3 separate regions of the Homo sapiens genome follow, and regions 1 and 2 are each linked to region 3. Evidence: read pairs that join two places in POLR2A ChIA-PET (ENCODE). Cell type or tissue: HepG2. All regions are shown on one strand.

The links. ChIA-PET counts read pairs that join two places held together with the same protein. Peaks named below come from ENCODE experiments on the same cell type or tissue, not always from the same donor. Only the 100,000 strongest peaks of a DNase experiment are listed, where the experiment ranks them.
Region 1: POLR2A ChIA-PET joins it to region 3 with 7 read pairs; 6 of 35 experiments call an interaction of 5 or more read pairs at or near these places.
Region 2: POLR2A ChIA-PET joins it to region 3 with 5 read pairs; 4 of 35 experiments call an interaction of 5 or more read pairs at or near these places.

The regions. Positions count from the first base shown.
Region 1 is chr3:32,725,685-32,728,184 of GRCh38, reverse strand. CNOT10 (CCR4-NOT transcription complex subunit 10) reads right to left here. Exons shown (of 19, transcript NM_015442.3): 10 at 315-517. Among named protein-coding and RNA genes, the nearest start is that of CNOT10-AS1, 11 kb to the left of the region's middle. In HepG2, no CTCF peak of the experiment used is centred here; no DNase peak of the experiment used is centred here.
Region 2 is chr3:32,957,169-32,959,668 of GRCh38, reverse strand. No RefSeq gene overlaps it. Among named protein-coding and RNA genes, the nearest start is that of CCR4, 6.8 kb to the right of the region's middle. In HepG2, no CTCF peak of the experiment used is centred here; a DNase peak (open chromatin) is centred at 988.
Region 3 is chr3:32,793,729-32,796,228 of GRCh38, reverse strand. No RefSeq gene overlaps it. Among named protein-coding and RNA genes, the nearest start is that of TRIM71, 23 kb to the left of the region's middle. In HepG2, no CTCF peak of the experiment used is centred here; a DNase peak (open chromatin) is centred at 1,338; H3K4me3 peaks cover 1,217 bases.

The DNA.
Region 1 (2,500 bases), 68 kb after region 3:
GTCTCTACTAAAAATACAAAATTAGCTGGGCGTGGTGGCATGTGCATGTGGTCCCAGCTATTTGGGAGGCTGAGGCAGAAGAATCGCTTGAACCCGGGAGGTGGAGGTTGCAGTGAGCCGAGATCGTAACATTGCACTCCAGCCTGGGCAATAAGAGAGAAACTCCGTCTCAAAAAATAAATAAATAAATAAATAAATAAATAAAAAGAGAAATGTCTTATGTATGTTTCCAAGGTTTTTTTTTTTTTTTTAACCATTCCATGTAGTAAGTGGGGAGAAGACAGGGTTTAAAAAGATACCCAAGTAGCACTCACCCCCTTATTGGCAGCAATGCAGCATTCAGCCAGCCGTAGCCAGAGGCGAGGATTTGCATGATAAACCTGAACAGCTTCAATCAGACATTCGAAGGCAGCAAGAGGCCTTCCAATGTGAAGAAGCTGAATTCCACAGTTATACAGCAACTCATATCTCTTATTGGTTAGTAACGTACACATGGGTCTTCCTGAAAATTTTTTACCTAGTGATAAAAATTAGATAAGAATACATCATTAGATTTACAGTAATAGTAACCTTGAAAACATTTACTCCATTAAGTACTTAGACACTACCATGTTTAACACCAATAATCCTGATCTGAGTTTTAATAGCTCTCGCCAATGGTGGTCTCCATTCTCAACCCCACAAATATTCTCCAGAGTCATCTTAGTTGTCTATGCTAGCAGAGCCAGAGATGTCTCTTCTCATTTGCCAGCTCCTCAGGCAACAACGTTCCAGGAAGGCAAAGATAAGTGATGGGACCCGCTCTCACTCCTTTGCACCTTATACTACTTTTCTACATTTTTACTTTATTCTCTTTTATTTTTTATTTTTATTTTTGTAGAGATGGGGGGGTCTCACTATGTTGCCCAGGCTGGTCTTGAACTCCTGGACTCAAGTGATCCACCTTGGCCTCCCCTAAATGTTGGGATTACAGGCATGAGCCATCTTTCCTAGCCAACATTTTTAGAGTCTATATAAAGTTTCCACTTTTTAAAATTTTCAGCTGGGCACAGTGGCTCACGCCTGTAATCCCAGCACTTTGGGAGGCCAAGGCGGGCAGATCACGAAGTCAGGAGTTCAAAACCAGACTGGCCAAAATAGTGAAACCCCATCTCTACTAAAAATACAAAAATTAGCCGGGCATGGTGGCATGTGCCTGTAGTCCCAGCTACTCGGGAGGCTGAGGCAGGAAAATTGCTTGAACCTGGGACGTGGAGGATGCAGTGAGCCAAGATCACGCCACTGCACTCCAGCTTGGGCAACAGGGTGAGACTTCGTCTCAGGAAAAAAAAAAAAAAAAAAAAAAAAATTCATCTTGGTTAACCATTTTATTGTCATGTGTTCATGACAATAAAACCTATTCAATGTTTCGGTCTACCTTGATTTATAATACATTTGCCATCAATTAAATAGGTTATTATTATTATTATTATTATTATTATTATTATTATGGACAGAGTCTCGCTCTGTCACCCAGGCTGGAGTGCAGTGGCATGATCTCGGCTCACGGCAAGCTCCGCCTCCTGGGTACACGCCATTATCCTGCTTCTGTCTCCCAAGTAGCTGGGGCTACAGGCGCCTGCCACCATGCTCGGCTAATTTTTTTTGTATTTTTAGTAGAGACAGGGTTTCACTGTGCTAGCCAGGATGGTCTCGATCTCCTGACCTCGTGATCTGCCCACCTCGGCCTCCCTAAGTGCTGGGATTACAGGCGTGAGCCACCGCCCCTGGCCTAAATAGGTTATTATTTTTAAAAGCTAAATAATTGTTTGATTTTAGGCATTTCAGATCAAGGATCCATATGATAATGAATATTAAAGGATAAATGTCAGGAATTTGCTTAAAGACCGTCAGATGCTGCCAGTAGTATCACATGTAAAACTCTGCAAAGAATCTATAACAAGCCGGGCACAGTGGCTTATGCTTGTAATTCCAGCACCTTGGAAGACTGAGGTGGGAGGATCACTTAAGCCAGGAGTTCCAGACCAGCCTGGGCAACATGGTGAAACCCTATCTTTACAAAAAACACAAAAATTAGCCAGGTACAGTGGCATGTGTCTGTAGTTCCAGCTACTCAGGAGGCTGAAGTGGGAGGGTCACTTGAGCCCAGGAGGCAGAAGTTGAAATGAGCTGAAATCACACCATTGCACTCCAGCCTGGGTGATAGAGCTAGACTCTGTCTCAAAACAAAACAAAACAAAACAAAACAAAACAAAACTATAATAAACCTAGTTTGGCACAGTCATGTTGTGACTAATCAAACATTCTGGTATATAACATTACCACAGGGAATTACTCATTTTCAAATCAATGAAAAATGGAATGCAACTTAAATTTCTGGATAATTCAAAATTACTCTTAACACCTTGTTATTGCTCTTCAAAGTAGCAATATCTACTAAAAATCCCCAGAGCCAAACTTGTTGGGTAAGATCAGAGTTAACTATATGTAAGTCTACATG
Region 2 (2,500 bases), 160 kb before region 3:
ACCAGCTGAGAGCTATCAGGGCCAACATTCCTGACGACTAGTAGAGTGAGTGCTTCAGTCCTGAACTGGTGGGTGTGTGGACAGCGCCCCTTAACCCCCTGACAGTCTCAAGCCCAGAGCAGGATGGCAGCTGACTCAGTCCATAACTCAAGGCTGCTGCCTCTTAGGTCTGTACTTTTCTTTGGTCTCACCTTTCCCTACTTTGCTCCACTGCCCCACTCCCATGCACTTTAACTACAAGAAAACCCTACTACTACCCCCTGACCACACAGTGCTCTCTTAACACCACTGTGCCTTTTCAGATGCTATTTCATCAGGCTGGGGAGTCCTTTCTCCCTTCCCTTCATCAAAATCATGCCTCTCCTACAAGGTCTACTTCAAAAGCTAATCATATTATGAGAATTTAAAATTTAATCAATTTCTCCTTCCTCTGGAGTCCCAAAGAATCTTTCTTGTGGCTCTATTATCATACTTGTCTTGCTTGCAGTCTAGTTAATCCTGCGTTTGTGTTTCCTTTATCAGATTGTGAATTCCATGAGTGGCAGAACTTACTTCTTTAACTCTTTATTATTTCCATAAACTAGCATTCTGCTTGGCACAAAATAGGCAACTATTTCAATAGAAATCGTTCCAAATTGTTAGGAGAGTTCCTTGCAAATAATCTCCCTAAAGGTCTAAAGACCCTTTGGCTTCACCCTGTATTATTCCTTCTCATGAGAAGCAGATGAAATTAATTTACTTATTCAATAGAATTTGAGAAACTACTGTGGGACAGATATTGCCTGGACTAGTTCCTATTACTCGTTATTGTTGTTGAGGTAAAATTCACATAATATAAAATGAACCATTTTAAAATGTACAATTAAATAGCATTTAGTATATTCACAATATTGTGCAACCCACCCTTCCAACTCGTTCCAAAACATTTACATCACCCCAAAAGCAAACCCACTTCTATTGTTCCTGAGCAAATTACACCTAGGCTAGGTATGTTGCAACAAGAAAGACATGAGTCTAATGTCTGAAAATTTACAGTTAAACCAATCTTTGTTTAGAAATCATGCTGGCTTGTTGGGTGCAGTGGCTCACACCTATAATCCCAGTACTTTGGGAGGCCGAGGCAGGCGGATCACCTGAAGTCAGGAGTTCGAGACCAGCCTGGCCAACATGGTGAAAGCCTGTCTCTACTAAAAATACAAAAATTAGCCAGGTGTGGTGGTGCATGCCTGTAATCCCAGCTACTCGGGAGGCTGAGGCAGGAAAATCGCTTGAACCTTAAAGGCGGAGGTTGCAGTGAGCCGAGATCACACCATGGCACTCCAGCCAGGGCGACAGAGCAAGACTCCATCTCAATAAATAAATAAATAAATAAATAAATAAATAAATAAATATTTAAAAAAGTAGAAATCATGCTGGCTTTCTTTCTATGGTTCTTTTGCTTAATGGGAAGAAACTTTCTTTTGGGTATTCTAAGAGGGTTTTGTTTGGATGTCACCAGAGGTTCTACATTCCTGTCCTGAGGGAATATTCTCTCCAACTTTGGAATAAGGGGAGCTCTGACTGACTTTGAGGAAATGAAAGACCCATCCTGAGGCAGAGATATGGAAGTAACTTGGATTGCACCTCACCATTGCTTGGTACAGCCTGTGATGGAAATGAAGGGGCAGTAAAGCCCCTTTGACCAGCCATTGTCTTTTGGTGCCCTAAAGTTTCTATCTCACTATGATTAAATGAATAAAATAAACAGCTCTACCAGGAAAAGAGAGGCAGCCGCTGATTGGGCATATCCAAAACTTTCCTTTATCTATGACCCAGGAACATAGGTGCTTTGTATTCATCATCTTTTTTTTTTTTTCAATCCCTCTGAAGCATGTTTTACAGAAGAGAAAACTGAGGCTAAGAGAGAAAAGTAGCATGCTCAAACTAACAAAGGAATGCAGAGCTAGGATTTGGCAGATCATAGCCCACCTCACAGAAGTTGTCTAAGCAAAGACTGCCTAGGAATTGGCCCATCCCTAACTTCTTTTTTTTTTCTTTCTTTTTTTTTTTTTTTTTTTTGAGACAGAGTCTCACTCACTCCGCACCCAGGCTGAAGTGCAGTGGCATGATCTCAGCTCACTGCAACCTCCGCCTCCCAGGTTAAAGCGATTGTCATGCCTCGGCCTCCAAAGTATCTGGGATTGCAGGCACACTGGCTAATTTTCGTACTTTTAGTACAGATGGGGTTTCACTATGTTGGCCAGGCAGGTCTCGAACTCCTGACCTCAAGTGACCGGCCCACCTTGGCCTCCCAAAGTGCTGGGATTGCAGGCATGAGCCACCACGCCCACCCCGTAACTTATTCGCTCTCGTCTCCAAGTCCCCTATGGCAAGACAGCAACACACAACCCGAAGTGGAGATGGCAACAGTGAACGCTTTGATTCCTCCCCTTGGGCGAGTTCACATGTACAGCATGTGGTGAAGCAATGGCACAGCAGCAGCTCTGATTCTCATCCACTG
Region 3 (2,500 bases):
CAAGGGAGACACATTTTATCTGTGGACCCAAAACTCCGGCGCCGGTCACGGACTCGGGAAGACAGTTTTCCCTTGGTGTTTAATCACTGCGGGGACCCCTGCCTGATTATTCACCCACACTGTATTGGTGTCTGATTACCACGGGGACGCCTGCCTTGGTCATTCACCCACATTCTCTTGGTGGCAAGTCAATGGTGGGGATGCCTGTGTTGGCTGCTCACCCACATTGCAGCCCAGGGCTGCTCACTAACCCCCCTTCTCTGTGTCTCTACCCTCTCTTTTCTGTGGACTTGCCTCCTTCACTATGGGCAACCTTCCACCCTCCATTCCTCCTTCTTCTCCCTTAGCCTGTGTTCTCAAAAACTTAAAACCTCTTCAACTCTCACCTGACCTAAAACCTAAGCGTCTTATTTTCTTCTGCAACACTGCTTGGCCCCAGTACAAACTCGATAATGGTTCTAAATAGCAAGAAAATGGCACTTTTGATTTCTCCATTTTACAAGCCACTGCACTCCAGCCTGGCAACAGAGCGAGGCGCCATCTCAAAACAACAACAAAAACCAAAAACCAAAAAACAAAATAAAGTGGAGCCCTTAGGATTTGTTGATGGGTTGGATGAAAGACAGAAGTCAAAAGGTGAGAGTGGGGTTGACTCCAGAGTTTTTACCTGAGCACCTGGATGTATGATGGTACCATTTCCTGAGCCAAAGAACACTGGGGGATTGAATAAGTCAGTGCTGATACATGGACAGAAAAGACTGCCCAATTTATGTGCGGGACTGAAAACAGCTCCCATATGGACTGCTTCTGGGTCTGGGTGCCCTCAGATCCATTCCCAGCCCTTCCCCTGCTCTGTCCTAGATCACAGCGAGGCTGATCCTCAGTTATACTCCCTCAGTTCCTATGTCAGTTGGCTTTGGCTGGGTTTAGCCAATAGGAGGTTGGCAGTTGACAAGAGGATGAGAAGGGAAAAGCCAGGGTATTCTCTCCTCCCTCTGCCTTGGTAGCAACTCCCGCCTTCATTAGTGGCTGCATCTCTTCCATGGCTCCAGTTCCAGGCCTGTTGTGGCTTCGGCTTCCAGCAGGTGACCTCAACCCTTGGGTTCAGGTAACATCACTTCCTCCCTTGACCCTCCAGCCTAGGAGTGGCAGCGGCTTCCTGCTCTAGCTGACCTCTTAATTCCCTCACCTGTCCAACAAAATCCCCCCACTAAATTTCTCTGTTACAAATATGTATAGTCATTTCTGTTTTCCTGGGTTGACCCTGACCATGGGACTATAGGCTGAGGCCTCATGTGAAAGCCTGCAGGCTCAGGTGAGAAGCAAACACCTTGCACAACCCCACCTTGTGCAGACTCCCAGGCTCCAGAGTGTTTACCGTCCCCTTAGCCTTGGGATTTGCTCATTCCTGACCTGTGTGCTCATTCCCTCTGTTTGTCTATAATACGTGGTTTTCACGAATCCTTGGCAGTCTCCTTCTTCAAATCCTAGCTCAGAAACTCTAGCCTCCTCTAAGCCTTTCAGCCATGACTCGCCTGTCCAGCCTCCTGCCTGATGCTTTTCAGCACCCACTTTGCTTAATGTGCCTTTGTGACTTGGCTGTTGCATACTGTCTCCTATCTCTGTGCTTTGCAGACTGTCTCCTCTACCAAGGCTCACAACTCCCTTCTCTGACTCCTACTCAGCCTTCAAAACCTGCTTTCAGTGTCACATCTTCTGAGAAGTAAGTTGTTTCCGGCAGGTTCCCTCCCCAGACTGAGGTGCACACTCCCACATTCATGCTACCGTCACAATTCTTGTGGACACTGCAATAATTTTGTGTGTGTTAGTCTCTTGCATAAAACTGCCAGCTCCTTGGAGGCAGGAGCTAAGTCACAAACTCTGGCCTGGGCACCAAAGGTCTTTAGTAACTCTTTGTTGAATGATGGCTCCTGGATACATGGATGACCACAGGTTTTCAATTACTGCAAGTGCCTTAGGTCTTCCGAGTTTGGTTACAAACCTCTTTGGGGTGATTCTTAATTCTTGTGTAGCCTGTTAGCACCTGTCTTGATACATTATGGGGCAAGAGGAAATAAAAAAAGTCACAGATTGTTTCTTTCCTTATCTACCTCCTTTTTGTTTCTTTTTTTCTTTTAAGGTTTCTTTTCATTTATTTATTTGTTTATTATTTATTTATTCATTTATTTTTTTGAGATGGAATCTCACTCTGTCACCCAGGCTGGAGTGCAGTGGCACGATCTCAGCTCACTGCAACCTCCGCCTCCCTGGTTCAAGCGATTCTTCTGCCTCAGCCTCCCGAGTAGCTGGGACTACAGGCACCTGCCACAATGCCCAGCTAATTTTGTGTATTTTTAATAGAGATGGGGTTTCACCGTCTTAGCCAGGATAGTCTCGATCTCCTGACCTTGTGATCTGCCCACCTCGCCCTCCCAATGTGTTGGGATTACAGGCGGCGAGCCACTCCCCCAGCCTGTTTGTTTATTTATTTAATAGAGAT